2 separate regions of the Homo sapiens genome follow, and region 1 is linked to region 2. A link is a loop called in an ENCODE intact Hi-C map of the cell type or tissue named here. Cell type or tissue: heart right ventricle. All regions are shown on one strand. Each heading gives the region's core, and the rest is flanking DNA. Links, peaks and the distances in the headings are about the cores only.

What was found. Hi-C counts contacts between places; a loop is a spot of excess contacts. Peaks named below come from ENCODE experiments on the same cell type or tissue, not always from the same donor. Only the 100,000 strongest peaks of a DNase experiment are listed, where the experiment ranks them.
Region 1: a loop joins it to region 2, with 2.8 times the contacts of the local background. A loop is called at or near these places in 3 of 110 quality-filtered maps.

Annotation. Positions count from the first base shown.
Region 1 is chr9:16,350,930-16,360,023 of GRCh38, reverse strand. No RefSeq gene overlaps it. Among named protein-coding and RNA genes, the nearest start is that of LINC03041, 79 kb to the right of the region's middle. In heart right ventricle, for the core only: no CTCF peak of the experiment used is centred there; no DNase peak of the experiment used is centred there.
Region 2 is chr9:16,306,459-16,315,552 of GRCh38, reverse strand. No RefSeq gene overlaps it. Among named protein-coding and RNA genes, the nearest start is that of LINC03041, 35 kb to the right of the region's middle. In heart right ventricle, for the core only: no CTCF peak of the experiment used is centred there; a DNase peak (open chromatin) is centred at 5,729; H3K27ac peaks cover 394 bases; H3K27me3 peaks cover 1,171 bases.

The DNA of each region.
Region 1 (9,094 bases), core at 830-8,829, 44 kb before region 2:
ACACCAAATCTGCCAGTGACTTGATCTTGGACTTCCCCGCCTCCAGGACTGTGAGAAATAAATTCTCTGTTGTTTATAAGACACCAGTTTATGGTGTTTTGTTATAGCAGTCTGAACTGTCTAAGACCACCCTTTACCTTTCCTCCTTCCTTCTGCTGCAGTCCTGGAGAGGCCAGAGGAAGTGGAGGAGGGACTGAGAGTAAGGAAAAGCCCCCCGCTTCCCAACTGCAGGTTACTGAGCCTGGTGTAGGCCTGAGCTGGGGAAAGAGAGAGCCTTTGAATTGGATGAGAAATTGAAGTTTTAGTGTTAGGAGAATCTGAACTTTATTGATTTCTGAGAATCAAACTTTTCTAATGTCTAAAAAGTGACTGATAATGCTCTGAGCTCAGCCAAGATAGCACTGCTGGAGGAGTTGGGGTGCAAGGTGAGTGGGCTGAAAGCTTATGGTTGAGAATAATGTCTGTCACAGCAATATATTCATTTATATTGACATCATCTCATTTTATCTTCACAACAGCTCTGTATTAGTCTGTTTTCACACTGATGATAAAGACATGCGAGACTGGGCAATTTACAAAAGAAAGAGGTTTAATGCACTTATAGTTTCACATGGCTAGGGAGGCCTCAAATCATGGTGGAAGCTGAAAGGCACGTCTCACGTGCTGGCAGATGAGAGAGAGAGAGAGAGAGAGAGAGAGAGAGAGAGAGAGAGAGAGAGTGTGTGCAGGGAAACTCCTATTTTTAAAACCATCAAATCTCAGGAGACATATACACTATCATGAGACCAGCACAGGAAAGACTTGCCCCCATGATTCGATTATCTCCCTCCCACAACAGATGGGAGTTATGGTAGCTACAAGATGAGATTTTGGTGGGGACACAGAGCCAAACCATATCAAGCTCTTAGAGGTAAATTGCTCTATTCCCATTTTATGTAGGCTTAACAAAGTTAATGATCTTATCCAAGGTGCAGCATACAGCAGTGGCAAAGCTGGAGTTCAGGCCCAGCCTTTTCTGACCACAAGGTACAAACTCTTAAACACTCCTTGGGGTGGACGCTGCCTCTCACAGCTTTGCACCCCCAACAGCTTCTCCCTGTCCCCACATACAGGAAGTGTTCTTGCGGATGAGTGCATTTTCTCAATCAGAGCTCCCCTGTGTCCTCACTGCAGCTGAAACCACCTCTGGGTTGGCAAATTAGGATTCTTTGCAAGCTTGTCCAACCTGCCTTATTTGGTGGTGGTGGTGGTTCTGTTTTGTTTTAGGCTTTTTAGTAGCCTGAAGCCATGGTTTTTAGTTTCTGTCTCTAGTGATAAGCAGAAAAGAGGGATGAGGAAGGGACTTTACTGGCCCAATCAGAAACAGAAATTAAGAAGCCATGACTGTATCCTTTCCCCTGGACACTCCTGAAGAGCCAAGCACATTAAACTCCAGAGCCTTATTGCTCTGACAGACCAGGAGAGAACAGTTGTACTGGTTGATCTTGGGTACTTCTGACCCACTTCCCACCATCCCTACCACAAGAATCTGCCCTGGAGGAGCTATGGTAGCAAACACTGTGCCAGACTGAAGTTTAGGCTGCAGGAAGGAAACTGCAGCCTGAACCATCTTTGTTGAAGGTCTCCAAGAGCAAAGTTGTTTGCTATCAGGAAATATCTCCAGTGTCCTAAAATACTTGAATAAATTAGCAAGGATTCCTGTGTGTGTTTCCTTTTTTCTCTCCTCTCTCCATCAGAAGCCATTGAGTGGAATGGGTGAGGGTTCCAGGTAGTTGCTTTGGGAGATGTTTGTAATTTACATTCTGCAGGGCAGTTGATTGCATGGGTGGAAGGAAGGGAGGAAAGAAGCAAGGAAGGAAGGCGGGCAGACCCAGCGTGAATAACCCTGAATCGAGAGGGGCCAGGATTCCCAGCACCCTTGGCTTGGGTGTGTTTTTTACTTACATTTGACCGTGGGTGTGTCTGATGTTCTGGGAATTCACATCATTTCAAACAAAAGCCCAAAGCCACACACTGAGAAGATTGTCTCTGGAGGTTTGGGAAAACTGCTCAGTTTCCCTGAGCTGCCCCCAGAGCAGCTCCTCCCCAATTTCATTTGCTGTTTGAAAAGCATTTTCACAGATATCCTTTCATTAGCTCCTTACAACTCCCCCACTGCCTCAAAGCAGATGGAAAAATACCATTATCCTTATTTTTACAGAGTTCTCAGAGCCTCACTGTCATTAAAATTCTTGCCTGGGGTCAAATAGCCATAGGTGAGGGCACCTGGCCTAATTCTGGCCCTGTTATTCACTACATCCCCTTCCCTAGTGGGGTGGCCAGTCCTGGCCGCTCCTAAGGTCATCCCTAGTTCTGAACATCCTGCCTGGGCTGGGACTAGGGCTCTGTTTATTCTGGAAGGGTGGTCGGGTACCTGTGAGCATTGTGTGTGAGGTTTGTTTGCACAATGTCATTATTTTCATCTCCCTTTCTGGTGGGCCTTAAATTTTTCCAGAGTCTTGGACCAAGCAATTCCATTTGTAGAGGTTTGTTTTTAGGGTGTATTCAGACCCATTTGCAAAGATAGAAGTCTAAAGTGTTCATCTATAGATAGTTGTCTATAGAGTCAGTCATAAAAGGAACACATTGAAAATAGCCTGTATATCCAAGAAGGAGTTCTTTTACATAAATTACTGTATATTGAATCAATGTCATATTTTCAGCACTTAAAAACTCATATAGAAGGAAATTGAATGGCATGGAGAGATGTTCCTGGTCCATTGTTAAATAAGCAAAACAGGTGATGTAAAAAGTGTTTCAGAATGGTTCCATTTTGCTTTAACAAATATTTATATCTCTGTAGACATGATGACAAATACCCAGAAGGCTATATACCGAAACCATAATGGCAGCTGTTTCTTGTTGCCAAGATTCTGGATGATTTGTATTTCCTTCTCTTTGATTATCTATACTTCTTAAGAACTCTACATCAAGCATGAATTCATTTTATAATGTGAGAAAACTATTTGCAAGATAGCAATGAAGGATTAGCTCTATGGTTCTGGCCATTCATTAATTCATCACTCAGCTTTTCTTGTTTAATGTGTTCAGTGCTGGAGACTTGGAAATGAATTCAGAATTCGGTGTGTAGTCCCTGTGCCATTGCCCATTTCCAGGTGCACAGGGTCAACCCTTTAGAAGGAAGCCAACATTTACTGAGCATTTACTCTAGGCCAGGTATTTTTTTTCACATGATACATCTCATTTAATCCCCAGTGCTGTTCTGCAAGAGAGGTATTATGATTGCTGTTTTAAAAATGGGACTTAAAACGTTAACTAACTTGGTTAAAGTTGTGCAGCTTGTAAATGGTGGAGCTGGAATTTGGCCACAGGTCTGCTTGAATCCACCACCCCTGCTTCAAGCTCTGGTTGCCTGGCACCAGGCTCGGCTGCCTCTTGGCTGCCTGTCTTTCAGAAGGACTGATCGAGTGGGCATGAATGGTTTCTGATGCTTGCTCCCTGGTTGGAATTTAGGCGAGTGTCTGCAGGACCTGAAGAGGTGGCTAAATTGCCAGGAGCAAACCCGATGACCTGGTTCCCTGAGTTCTCCCTCACCTAGGAGAAGCCAAGCCAATGACAAGACACAGGGACCCACATCATGCCTGTTCTTCCCCACCTGCTTCCCTGGCGCGGTGTGCCCTGATCACACACTGCTATGTGTTAGGACTAATGATTCCCTACAGTCACACTGGAGTGGAGCAAGGACCTTTTGCTGAAAAAGGAATTTTCCAGTCGGCATTTAAAAGTTTGAGATCCAGAGGAAGGCATAAAAGAAACAAAAACCAAAACCAAAATAAAAATCCACCAGCAGGCTGAGCTCTGGGGATCAAATATTCTCTTTGTATTGTGCAGAGAGAGGCGTTCTGCAGCCTGGGCTGGAGTTTTCAGTTGGCCATGCAGAAAATGCTCCTGGGTACTCCCTTTAAAAACTAAATCAACATTATTTTAATTTGTGTTCCCTGCTTCCTCCTTCACCATGGAGGAGAAGGTGCGAGGCTGAGAAAGAGCATATTTCTCTCACAAGTTAACTTAACATGCAATATGCAGGGGATTACTCTGCGCTCACTCAATACCATAGCCCAGAGCTTTATAGAATTCTATTGATCTTAGCTGAAGCTGTTTAATTTTTTTTGCTTTAATTTTCTTTCCTTATTTGTTCATTAAGTTGAGGTGAGGAAGGGGCGGGGGACTGATGGCAGGCGATGTTCCTTGGATTTAAGATTGGTCTGGAGGAACAGGGAACCAGTTTGCCTCTAGTCACTGGGAGCAAGCAATGGCAGCATTTTGTCCCCTGTGGCTTGGGATGGGGAGAGGCCACAGGGAAAGGGGAAATAGAATGTCTAGTACCCCCAGATATTTTCTCCTGCAGATTCTCAGAATAAGGACTCTGTGCACAAGACAGAGGCAGAGCTGGGTGAATCTGACACTGATATGGCCCACAGGGAGCTTACCATCTAGTAGCAGAGAGAAGCACACTAATCCCAGCTGGCACACCCATGCGTCGGCATAACCGAACAAGATATTCATGTTTGCTATTGTAGGAGGCTCAAAAGGATGAGAACCTAATTTCTCCCATCAACCCCTAAGTCTTTTAACTAGGGTGTGATCCCCACGTAGGACCATCAAGGACTTAAGTGGGGCTTGCCCAGGAGGGGAAAGCATGGCTAGGGCTTGGGCAGGGAGTGTGGGAGGTGGCAAGAGGGGAGGAAGTAGGATTGATGGTCTAAGGGTCAGAAACTCTGCCCTCCTCCCTTGCTTTCCTTCCTGGGCCAGGTGGTAAGACTTCTAAAAGGGCAACCCCTGTGTTTCTGGGTTGTGGATTAGGCTCCTGTGCTCCAGGAGCTCAGGGTGGGGAGTGGGCTGTGGCTACACTGAGTCCTGTGGGATGCACTTCTGGAATATGCCCCCTGTAGCAGAGCCCAGCCCGTGGCAGAGGGCTCCCGCTCCCCTGTGGCACCCTACAGTAGAGGGACCACGATGACCACCACCAAAGATGAAGGAAATGGACCACTTCTTATTTCCTTGGTATAATTTAAGTCCTAACAGTCTCATAGGACTGAACATAGAGCTAAAGGAAAGTACAATAATACTAATAATAAATGTCATCTGTGGAACTTTACCACATGCCTGGCACTGTGCTAAGTCCCTTTTGTAGATTATTTTAGTGAATCTCTCACACAGGTCCCATTATCATTCCCTTTTTTATAGATGATGATATTGAGATGATGATCCTGCCACTTAAAATACCATCAGTAAGAAATAAGTCAGATCCCTTGCTCAGGGTCTTATGGGTGGTAAGTAGCCAAGGTGGAATTTGAGGCTTGTCGTGCTGGCTGCCGGACTCCTTGCCCCAAACCGTCGTACCAGTGCCACCTCTTCCAAGGCCTGTCTGTCCAGAGATGCATCCCTTAGTGGTCATTAGTAGAGTTTTGTTTGGGGGAAAGAAGATTGAAGCAGAATGTTATTTGCAGCCTAGTATTGTGGGACAAATTCACATCTGATGCGAAATAAATACAACAGAGAGAATGCTATGGGAGTTTAGAGCCCAAACAGCTTACTTCTGATGGAGAAAATGTGTGTTTAGTGGGGCTGTGAATGCACAAGTGAACATGCCAAAGAGGAGGAGTTTTTTGGACAGGGTGACTGAAAATGAGGCATATACCTGGAGACAGTCGGTAGTTCCATTTGACTATGGCATGGGATAAGGAAATGGCAGGCAATGAAGTGGGAAGTGGAGGTTGCATCCAGATTATAAAGGGTTGAGGGATCAGACTATGCTGAAGTGTTTCATGCAAAAATATTTCATCTCACGGGCTGTGTGGGATTGGTAGTGGCTTTCTGGACTGTTCTGCATGAAGCATACAGAATCAATAAGAAAGAGAGTGGAGCAAGTAGCTATGTGCACCATAGGCTGAGACTTACCGATCTCACTTCTTGTCCTGGGGTTCAACAAAGGACTCTGAAAGAGGACAGTGAGGTTTGAACCTGATGGGGATGTATACATGCCCCACACTGTTACCAAATATGCAGTATTTCTGGGGTACAGAGAATGGTTCCTTTATTTTGTCAATTATTCCTTCTCTCTCTTCCCTTAACACCAATTTTATTGGGAATGCCTGGAAATGGTGAAAGCAAATATGTTTGGGGTTGGATGGGGAGCTCTGGTTGTGTGTGCCTCTGATCTGGAACTGCTGGGAGTCTGATACAAAGTGCAGAATGCTGTATGGAATTCTAGAACACCAAGTTCTAAGCTGGGCTCCGCCAATAACTGCTGGGGCACTTTAGGCCCACACCTGAGCCTCCCCAAAGTAGTCCTACAACACAAAGTTTTGGTGACAGCAAAGGAAGTAACTGTGATACATCCTTGAAAAAACCACAATAACTAAAATATGCCTTTCTTGTTTAATGCAATCAAAGAAAACATGCCATTGCTTATAGGATATTTTATCATTTTGTGTATCACTGAGATGGAAAAAATCCTGCCAGTTACAATACCCCATCCACTGTCAATCACATTCTATACAGCATTTTAGAATCAATTAAATGTAGTAGATTTTGACAAAAATCCTGCTTTCCCTAACTAGGCATGGTGACTCATGCCTGTAATTCTAGCACTTTGAGAGGCTGAGGCAGGAGGATTGCTTGAGGCCAGGAGTTCAAGACTAGATTGGGCAACAGTGAGATCTTGCCTCTTAAAAAAAAAATCCAGCTCATAGTTACTAACCCCTATTTACACAAGTTAAAATGTGTTTGCTAGGATTCCAGTTTAGGTTCCTGAAGCATGAATTTCCATATTCAAAACAACTCATATTGTGTAACACAAAAATCTGGTCTCCCGTTTTTTTACTTTGTAGCTCAAAGTTGGAGAGATACCATTCTTAAGGGGAGACTGTCCCAATTTACAATGACTATGAAAACATTAGTTTGACGGCTGGTTCAGATATAACTGTCTCTAAATCATATGGGCTGCCAAACAGCCCTGATTAAGCACTTGCTAGAAATATTCCAAGGTCAGGGAGCCCTGTGATTCTGTTGTGTGACACAGTAAAGCTGTGCTAGACAGTCCGGGGCTGGCAGTGGGAGAGTGTGGGGCCCAAGCTGATGTTCACAAGCCTGTAATCTGCCCCTGATCTTCATTTAATTATTTGTGCACTCCTTGAGAATAAGCTGTGTGAACACAGACTATCACCTAACCAAGCAGGCCCCCTTGGGGAATGTATATGAAATATTCCTGGGAGCCTCAGGTTAGTCTGCTTATTTGAGTTTACACAAACCTGGGGATCTTTTGGTGAAAGAGTTTTGAGAAACGGTAGAAGCATTTACAAGTCTTCCCTTTGCAAAAAGTCTTCTCTTTGCAAGTGACAGAAGCTCAACTTCAATTGGCAATAGGAGGATTATAAAAGGTCTAAGAGACACCTTGAAACCTGGGGACATGATGCTGCCAGGTCTACTTTTGTGTCCTTTGTCTCTGCCTCCCTCTGTGTTGACTTCACCTCCTCCTCTGCAGACTGGCTGCCTTCACCCAGCTGGGAATGCAGCTGTTGACGGCTCCCAGGACTGTATAGAACAACTTCACCACCAAGGAGGGCCTGAAATGCTTTCTCTAGCTCCAGTTTGAAAAGCCCTAGAAAGAAATCTGATTGGCCCACTTTGGATCATATGTGACCCCTAGACCACTCAACTGTAGCAAGAGACTAGAGTGCTATAATTTTAGACCCCAACCACAAATGGATGATTGGACAAAGAAAAAGGAACAACTTCCCCAAAGGGGTAGCCTGATATCCAAGAGGGAAGGAAAGTGCTGGCAGACAAATAATAGGTGCATTTCAATGATCACATTTATTCTTAGAAAAGCCCTTTCATTTCATGACGGGAAAAGGAAAATACCTTAGAGGTACGGCTGATGACAAAATAATTTTATCATAATAAGAGTCAGGCAATGTTACCTTATTAAGGTAACCATTAATAATGGGGTACCGGGGTCTCCACAAAAAACATGGCCTTCTTGGTGAGGGCTTCACGCCCTTTCCTGCAGAGGATATACTTTGAAAGGCAGTGTGTGTCCATACTACAGAAATTCCTGACATTCAAAGTGTTGTCATTGGAGAACTCAGTCAAGTTCTATCTGTTCAACTGCACGTGTGCTTTGTGGAAGAGTAAATGTGTATGGGCTAATATGCTCAGAAGGACTAGGTCTGATTCAACTACCCAAACATACAAATAGAATTTGAAAGTTTCTTAGGAAGCCCAGTCACATGTGTGTTCTTGACCAAAAACTTGGTCTCATCATCTCATAAGACACAGACTATGAAACTCATTGCCCTGATCAAAGATGCTGCAGAAGATGGCATTTATTATTCCCAGGGATGCTCAGGAGAGCTATTTTATTGTCTTGGCATCAGGAATGGCTATGTTGCTTCTCTGAACAACTGGCTTATTTTTACTTTACAAACTCTACATCTCATGACCTTTCATGTTTCTCTCTTTATAGTGACTGCTAGGAAGCTCAGAGCCAACTTTATGACCCACCTGTAGTCCAACCTTGAATTCCTAATGGCAGACATTTAGGGACTAAAACTACGTCTTTACTCCATCTTGCTTCCTTGATCTTATTTTCCCTTATTTTGAAACTTATATAAGAGTTATTTAATTTCATGATAACATTTGTATCTTAGCTAACATAAATCCTTTTTTTTTTAAGATTAAATTGTGGAAATAAGTAATTATTTAACCTTGGACTCAGAGGTTTTGAAGGTGCTTTCTGGCAGAAACCATCTTATCTTGGTAGAGTGAGTATTTATGGTGCCGCTCCTCCTGGAACCCAGGTGAAGTCTCAGGGACATCCTTGATATGTTGTCCCTTAGCAGAGATCCTAAAGTCACCTGCTCACTTTTAGATAAACTACATTGTGAATTTGATTTTGATTCCTAAGAAAACAGAATGTTATCTTGTGCTCTTTTCCAAGACTTGGGAGGTAAATTCAATACCACTTCCTTGTGATCATGAATTCTAAAGGAGATTCAGTTTCAATCTCTACTGTACTATTATTCCTTGT
Region 2 (9,094 bases), core at 794-8,793:
GGCTTTTCTTCCATTTCAGTCCTCAGGGCCTCTCCTGAACCTCTTGCTTTTTGTTCTTTCCCCCTTCCTCTCCTTTTCCTCTCTGTCCCCTCAAGTCCTCAAATTCTCCTCTCCCTCTCCCTACAAAAACTAGCTTTGCGGAAAGACTCTCACTCATTTACTCCACAGGGAAAAGGACTGACATAAAGTGTCCCCTTCCTGGAGGTTTTGCATTTCCAGGGACAAATGGCTGTGAAAGTGTGGAGTCTCATGCCACAGAAGCACTGAGGCGGGGGGTGCGGAAGGCACACTGAGTTGAGGGCTGCTGACTCCTGCTCACCTCAAAGGCCTGCTCTGAGGATAAGGTCTTGTCTGCTGCCCCTTGCTGTTTGGAATCACCCCTACAGGCTCTGAAGGTGCTTGGTAGATAGAAAGAAGTCTTGGTTTTTTGTTTTTGTTTTTGTTTTGAGATGGAGTCTCTGTCGCCCAGGCTGGAGTGCAGTGGTGCAATCTTGGCTCATTGTAACCTCCGCTTCCTGGGTTCGAGTGATTCTCTTGCCTCAGCCTCCCCAGTAGCTAGGATTACTTAACATGCGTTTCTTCTTCACATTCCAAGCAGCATTCCCACCCTCCAAATAGAGGCACATTGAGAATGAGCATAGGTTCGGCTGTGGCTAACTGCGTTTGCAGGGACTAGACCTACTAACCTGGCTGAGGATGGTCTAGTTTGGCAGGCGCTGCCCCGGAGGTGCCCAGAGCTCGGGTTGGAGGGCTCTGCCTGATAAACAGTGCTCTGGCAGCAGTGAAAGGGCAGAGGGAAGGCTCAGGCCAGATGCTGAAGGGAACTGACAGTAGAAGCATGCCTTTGCCCTTTCTTCTCCTGAGTGACAGGGGCCTGGAATTTGAGAACCCCCAAATGTGACATGGCCCGACCTTTGGCATCTGGGTTTTGGGAACTGGTAACATGACAAGAGAAGCTGCTTGGACTGAAGCCCGTCCTAAAGTGGACAGGGCTTTGCTCACACCATCTCATTAGGTCCTCAAGAGTGATGTGGGCAGATTTCTCACTAACTAAAGCATCAGGCTTTCCTTCTAGGGAAAGGGATGAGGGTCTGCCAAGGTCACCAGATGTGTGAGTGACAGAACCAGGACTAGAACTCAGGTCTTCTAACTCCCAAGGGTCATCCTGCTGATTTTTCCAGAGGTGTGAGAAGTAATCCTACAGGTCAGGGCAAAGTTCAACAACAAATAGCATGCAAGTTCCATATATATGTATGTAATGTATGTAATGTATACATTACAGAGAGATTTATACATAACAAAGCAACACTTTCTAGCAACTCATGGTCATTTGATCTTCTCACACTAACTTAGTTTTCATAAGAGTAAAATTTCCTCTTTGTTCTCATTATATCATCTGTTTATGAACATTTTGTTAAATTACTTATTGCAATAGGCTTATTTTTGCAATAGGAACAAAGATCCACAGGTCTCAGTAGGCATGCCTTCACATTAGGATCAAAACATCACACTGTACCCCATAAATATACACATTATTATTTGTCAATTAAAAACAAATCTAAAAAGGATTGGGGAAAAAGGAAGACATCAAAAATGATTCTTCATTCAGATTACTTAGCAAGTGTACATTTTTGTATCACTTTAAGGAAATGGAAGCTGGAAATGCCAGGGATGGTTTGCTCAGGAAAGACAGCTGGACACGCCCATCCATGGACCCGTACTCAAAGGAAAGGTGTCGTGACTAGATCTAAGGACTGTGAAAGGATGTATGTTTATGTTTTAAGTTAAAATGTTGAAGGTGTGTCATATAATTTTCTCTGATTTGTCTTTTTGAACAACTTTTTCCATTAGCTGACCAACAGCAGTCCATGTTGCATCAGATAAAAGGGACCCTGATCTAATAGCTAACAGTTATTGAGCAATTATTCGGTGCGAGATGCTATGCTTAAGTGCCTTTTATATAACAGCTCTTCTAATCCTCACAATCTACCCAGGAGTTAGATACTAGTATTTCCTATGGTGGGACATGGGCCAATTTTAACAGATCTTCGTGTCTCCTGCTTCCCATCCACTCTCCCTTCTCTTGCCAGCTGGTAGCCCATTGCTGAACTGCATCCCTATAAACCAGTACCCTGCCTCTCGCAGCCTTGTGTTAGAAGGTGCTGAAGTCCTTGGATCTTTGGAAAGACCAGCCCCTGATGGATCCATGGGGAAGGGGTATGGTGGCTTCCAAATGGCCCAACCCAGGTTCCAGGTTTCATGGACAGACATGAAGAAGTAGACAAGTAAATCCATGGGGTGGGAGCTGTGAAATAGAAAAACCGGTGGAATGTGCTCAAAAAGGATAAAGCCCAGCTCTGGCCCTTTCCTATGACGTAAGGTGAAGGGCCAGAGTGGAACGTTCAGCAGCGAAACCCTGGGAAAGCCAGTCCGAGGTGCTCAGGTGGCATGCGGTTGTGGTGAGAAGGACTGGAAGTTGGGGAAGTATTCCTGGCGGCATGTGGACCAGGGGACAGAGCTTCCTGCTTCAAAATGGAGCCTAGAAATGGGGCAATAACAGCGGCAACAAGAACCACTGAAGGAAGAACAAAGAACAGTGCCTCCTTCAATGAGGGGCATCATGGAACCCATGACTCCTGCAGCTCATGAAGCTGCAATCAAACATATTTAGTGAACTGTTGTAGTTGAGTCAAAACTCCAGGGTCCATTCAGGTCCATAAGGTTGGATCAGCAGGATGCTAGGGGCAGAATGTGTCAAGAGCTATGTACTGGGAAGAGAGACAATCCTTGTGACACACACACCTGATGAAGCACTCATATCCAGGATACATACAGAACTCTTACAACACAAAAAGAAGAAGACAAATAGCCCAATTAGAAATAGGTGAAAGATTTGAGTGGACACATCACAGAATAAGACATGCAAGTGGCCAATAAGTCCAACTTCATCAGTTGCCAGGGAAAGGCAAATTCAAGCCACAGTAAAATAGCACCGTGCAGACACTAAGGTAGCTAATGTCTAAGGCTGTCGACCAACCGTGGGTGAGCAGTGGTGTGCCCAGGGTGGGGCAAGCAGGCTGAATAAGGGGGTGCGTTTTCTGTAGAGAATTTTCAAACAATAGTAAAACCGCAAAGACAATCTGCTTTTTATTATCACCATGCAACTGCAATTCTAAACAATGTCAGTGATAAGATATTCCTCCCCAGCTAGGGCAGACCTCTCCCACAGCCCCCTCCCTTGGCACCACACTTCTCTTGGCCAGGATGTGGAGCCACATCCCAGCGGGATATGTGTGTGTGTGTGTGTGTGTGTGAGATGTAGTACGGCCACCTCGGAGAATTACTTGGCAGTTTCTTTTAAAATTGTAGAAATTGCACTTTTACATATTTACCCAAGAGAAATGAAAACACATGAAATGCATGTTTATAGAAGCTTTATTTATAATAATCCCCACATGGAAACAATCTAAATGTTCATCAATAGGTGAATGGATAAACATCATGTGGTATATCCATACAATGAAATGCCACTCAGCAACTGAAAAAGAATAAAGCCCAATGCTCGCAACCAGTAATGAATCTTAGTAACATTATGCTGAGCAAAAGAAGCCAGACACAGAAGAAATCACACTGTTTGATTCCATTTACTTGAAGACCAAGAACAGGCAAATCTAATCTATAGTGACAGAAAGCAGAACAATGGTTGCCTAGGGCGGAGGGTGGGGCAAGTATTGCCTGGGAAGGTCTACAAGGGAACTTTTTTGGTATGCAGGTAATGTTCATTAGATTGATTGCCCTGGTGGCTAGATGGGTGAGCGTATTGGCCAAAACTCATCAAAACTGCGTACCTAAAATGTGCGCACTTTATTGTGTGTAAATTACACTTTAATGAGTTTGATATGAAACCAAAGTTTGAAACAAAGGAGAACTAGGGTTGGGACCAGGACAGATATTGATTAATTCAATAATATGTCCCAGGCTTTTTGTGGTTATTCCTGAGTGGAACCCCATCAACAACATTCCAGAGTTGTGCCTGTAGACCACACTTGCAGTGTTCAATCCGGAAGTGCATTTACATTAACCATTATGGGGAGCTCTGCATGTTTGAACCCACAGAAGTTTATATTTCTTCCCTCTAAAGTGTTTTTATGTGTCTTTCAAGTTCCAATATTTTTAACTGCTTCAGGAGTAGGTAAAAACTGCCGTTTGAATTACAATGATAGTGATGATAATAACAGCGAACGTTTATTGAACACATACTGGGGCCAGATACTGGGCTCTGTAATTTACCTGCATTGTTTTATGTTATCTTCACATAACGCTGACCCTATGAGGCATTGTCTCCGTTTTTTAGAAAAGGATGGCGGTTCAGAGAGGTGAAAGCTCTTGTCAAGAGCACACAGCTGGTCAGACCAGCACTGACGTTCAAGTATGTTGGATTAGGTTGCTGTGTTCTTGTCACTGCACTCCAGGGCTTCCTACCGTGGGCCAGGCCGACCCCTCCTTCTGCCGTGGGAGGGCACAAGGCATGCCTGCTGCGGCGGAGCACACATCGTTGCTCTGCTGCCAGCGTCTTCAGGGCAGCTTCCCCGTCCCGGAGGAGCCCTCTGTAGCTCAGGCTTCCCTGCAGTCACCGCGGTGCCTGGCAGATAGACTTACACTGTGTGACGAGTTCTTGTTAGCATCATTCATGGACTGCAACCAACTGCAAAGTTGAATTGCCTTGTCCTCATGGGCTTTCCGGGTGGGGGGAAAATTCCTCCCTGACCTTCTACTCCTGCCCCGAGCTGTACGTTCTCCCTCTCTTCCCTCCCCTAGGATTCTGTGAAGTTTATTCTTTTGAACTGTGACCGTGACTGTGTATATCTCTGGGTGTCTTCTAACAGGAACCTGTGTTCCTTCCACCGCTGAGCTGGCTAAAAAGAGGTTACGCAGGGCCCAGGGGAGTCCTGGAGGAATTTGTTCAAGTCTGCTGGGGTCTGCATCCTGACACTCAAGTGCATAAGTGCGGCCGAGCCTGTTTGACAATCAAACCCAGGCATGAACAAGAGGGGGGAGGCGCTGGGGGGCGGTAGGGACCCCAGGCTGAGCCAGCAGCTTGTGTGAGGAGGCCTGTCTGGAAGCCTGGTAGGGGACATGACAGGGAAGAGGGGCCCCAGCTGGGGAGGAGATACATTCGGAGAAGAGAGGAGAAGATAATGGAATCCAATAGAGCTCCTGAAAACGTGTCATCTTGCACCGCCGAAACCCTTTGAATACACTAAATCCTTAATCAGAGTAGCCTAAAACTGCGATGACTACATGGAGACATGTTAGTCCAGATAAATCCTTGCAGGTTTCAAAGATCTGAAGGGCCCGGGCACTTCCCTGTGCAGCGGCTGCCCTCTGCCCTCTCCTCCATGATGTCATTATTGAAGTTGCGCTCTCACCGCGCATGGTGTGAGTTGACACTGACAGTTGTAGCACTCTCGCGCCGACTCTGGAGGATTATTAGCTTTGAAGCTATTTGGCCTTGAGCGTTGAATTCCTTTTTGAGCTCACACTGGCTTATAATATCTGAGAAGGCTTGCTCCACTCTGGCCCCAGCTTGAATTAGGAGAAGAGGCCGCTTTCCAACTTGGAACTGATCCCAGCAGGAACAGAACAGGGAATATTATCCATTTCTGATGGGCAACAAAGTTAGTGTTCTCGAATCCCCCAGAGGCCTTCACACCGAGTTTCCATTTGAACATCAGAGTTGGAGCCGCGGCCTGGGCTACGTTTGCCGGTAATCGCGGCGCAGTCTTGCAGCTCGCAGCTGGACCCAGAGGGGGACTCGAGGAGTACACACTCCTCTGGCCTCTAATCTGTTTGTTATTAGGCTGTTGGAAACCCCTCAGTGGGGCTGGAAGCTGATGTCAGAAGAGTATAATTCAAGTGAATGTTTGGAAAAAATAGCAGGGGGAAAAAAAAAGCGCCCTTCTGTGATAATTTGCATGTGGTGAATGTAAGTGTCTGGGGGGATTAATTAGCTGAACAAAGCTGAGGAAGGGACTGCCAGTGAATGGGCAAACAGTGACCCGAAGAGCTTCTGACCTGCCCTTAATTTCTTCCCAGGGTTTAAGCTAAGGTCTTGCAAAGCTTATTCCGGGGAAAAGGGACCCCTCCCCAATCCCTAGTGCCTCTCCCCATCCCCAGGCTTAGCCCATGACGGCTTTTCCGAAAAGAGAAAAAGTGTGCTCATTACTCTCCACAAACTGTGCCAATGTGCATAAAAGCAGCTTGGTGAATGTGACATGGTGGCCTCAGTTTCGTTAGGGACCAGCAGCTGGGGTACATGATGGTCTATGGAGGAATTACGCACAGCTCTCTGGTGAAAGAAAGGAAGAACTCCCAAGTTTTGGGGTTGCTAATTTAGAAAGAAGAGAAGTTTTCTTGAGATTATCACTTATTTATCTACATGTTCTTGTTTGTCTCACAGTTATCACTTATTTATCTGTCTGTGTGAAGGTCAATCTTCCACAATACTATTTATGTCCATAATTTATAGACTGGCTTTCTCTTGATGCAACTGGTTTTTGGATGTACCAGCCTTGGACCTTAAAAATAAAACAAACTGGATGCCTTCAGATTAGAGCTGGCCCCCGTTTTTTCAGTTGGCTAGAAAAAAACTCAGCACCACTGCCAAACATCAAAGCTGAAGAAGTAAATGTGTCCAGGAAAAGATGCTAACAGAGGTAAAAGTACAGCCTTCCTGAAAACGGGGAACCCAGACCACAGCTGGAGGGGATGGGTTAAGTTACAGGACACAGACATACCTAACAAACCCAAGCACATCCCTCTTTGCAGTGGTTCAGTTGAATAAACCCCTTACATGTTATTTCCGTGATGCTCAGGCAAGTAAACAATGCATTTCCGGGCCGGGTGTGGTGGCCCACGCCTGTAATCCCAGCACTTTGGGAGGCCGATACAGGTGGATCACTTGAGGTCAGGAGTTCGAGACCAGCCTGGCCAACATGGTGAAACCTCGTCTCTACTAAAAATACAAAAATTAGCCAGGCGTGGTGACCGGCGCTTGTAATCCCAGCTCCTCAGGAGGCTGAGGCAGGAGAATCACTTGAACCCGGAGGCAGAGGTTGCAGTGAGCCGAGATCACGCCATTGCACTCCAGTCTGGGCCACATAGTGAGACTCCATTTCAAAACAAAAACAAAAACAAAAATAAAAACAAAGACAAAAAACAAAGCATTTCTGTAATTCTAATGGATGCTCCCCACCCAGTCTTCACCATTTCTGAAATTGAGACCTCTTAGAGTTGACATGTGCATTAGATGTATCAGTTTCCACCAAAAGGTGATATTATCATGATATGTCTTAGAGTGTGTGCAACAAGGAAATATGGTAGGAAAAAAAGTATTTAATATTTAAAAAATGACAATGAGACTTGTAATCATTATTTTCACAGTCTAACTTGTAAAAATGATTTGGATATACACTGAGGTGAGAGTCTGTGAACTGGCTTTGTTTACCTGTGTGATATCCAGACAGCGAATGGGTGGTTCCGATGCTGACATTCCCATTATTGACTTATTTATGAAATTGATGGGTGCTCACCTCATCAAGGTTTACTTATTTCAGCAAAATGATAAATTGCACTCTTTTTTTTTCTGCCTCAAGGCAAGTTGGTGAGCTTTTTTTTTTTTTTTTTTTTAAATCTTTTTCAGGTCTGTTAATAATTTCCAAAGAAAAGAGCAGTGAATGGTTGAATAAATAAACCATTCTTGATGACAATTTAAGCACTGGAGTGACAATATATGTGCATGTGTGTGCTTGTGTGTGTGTGTGAACACACAAAAGTGCAATCTATTTCTGATTAATCCTATTAATTTGGGAAGTACTATAGTAGCTGATTCTGTGTTTAAGTGTGTGCAGTTACATATGCACATGTAATATCTTGCAGAGAAGAGTTTAAAAATAGATAGCTAGTATCCAGGGTTAGCTAATGACAGATAATTAACCAAAAACAAAGCATGAGAAATTTCCAAGAGTAATTTAGTAATTTATAGCCACAGTTTCAAAGGTAGGGTGGGCTGCCTTAGGAGGTAGTAAGTTTCTGGTCACTGGATGTGCTTGAGTTACAAGTGTTGAAGAACCACTTGATGAGAATGTTTTGGTTGGAGTTCTTTTATCAGATGTGGGGAATTGGATGTGGTGAATATTTTAGCCCTTTTCAATGAGATAATCTGTAATTCTGTGACATAGAATATACAATATCATCTTAAGTGAGAGTGCATTGAAGTCAGGGATTACATCTTATTTTGGCATAGTCCATGTATATAAGATCAATGTAAGGAAACATGAATGCATGGAACTAGATGATTTCTGATATGCCTTCCAGCACAAAGATGGCAGTTGAATTAATGTATGTCAGCCTATGCCAATAATGTATATGTGGCACGACTTTCTTGATGCATGACTTTCTTCCTCAGGAATGTATTTTACTGAATCTCTGGTTCTCTCTCTTTTGCTGTCTGTGCTCTTTGAACCTGAATTTTTGGTGGCACGTGTGTTGGAGTTAAGTTATATCCACAGACATTTGACTATTCACTTGCCTGCCCTACAGTGCTGAGTTGCCTTGGAATAGACTCGTTGACTGCCTGGGTCACACACTGTTCTACTTTCCTGAGGAGGGGTATCTCATGTCCCAGTGAACACCCTGTACCCTAGGCACCAGCTTCTCCTTCAGCCTCACCTCTTACACATCCTCACATGCAGGAGACCCCCCTCCACCCTCATGCATGGCTGGTTCAGCTTGCCTCCACCTGACGGACATCACCTGAACAGAATATGTCCCTGTTTTACCAGGAATCAGTTTTACACTAAGCCTGAAATCTGGTGGCACACTGCTGAAAAGCAAGAGAACCATTATTCTGAATGTTTCTGTACTGTGGAATACCTAGTGTTCAGTGATTAAACAGACCGGGTCATACTTTAATCCTCAATGCTCAAGTCATCCAGTCACCTTGAGTGTGAACTTTTCCGACACTCTTTGTTTTTTGTAAGAAGTTGAGCTTCTCCTGTACTGGGCTTGATTTTCAGAAACTGCTGAAAATCAA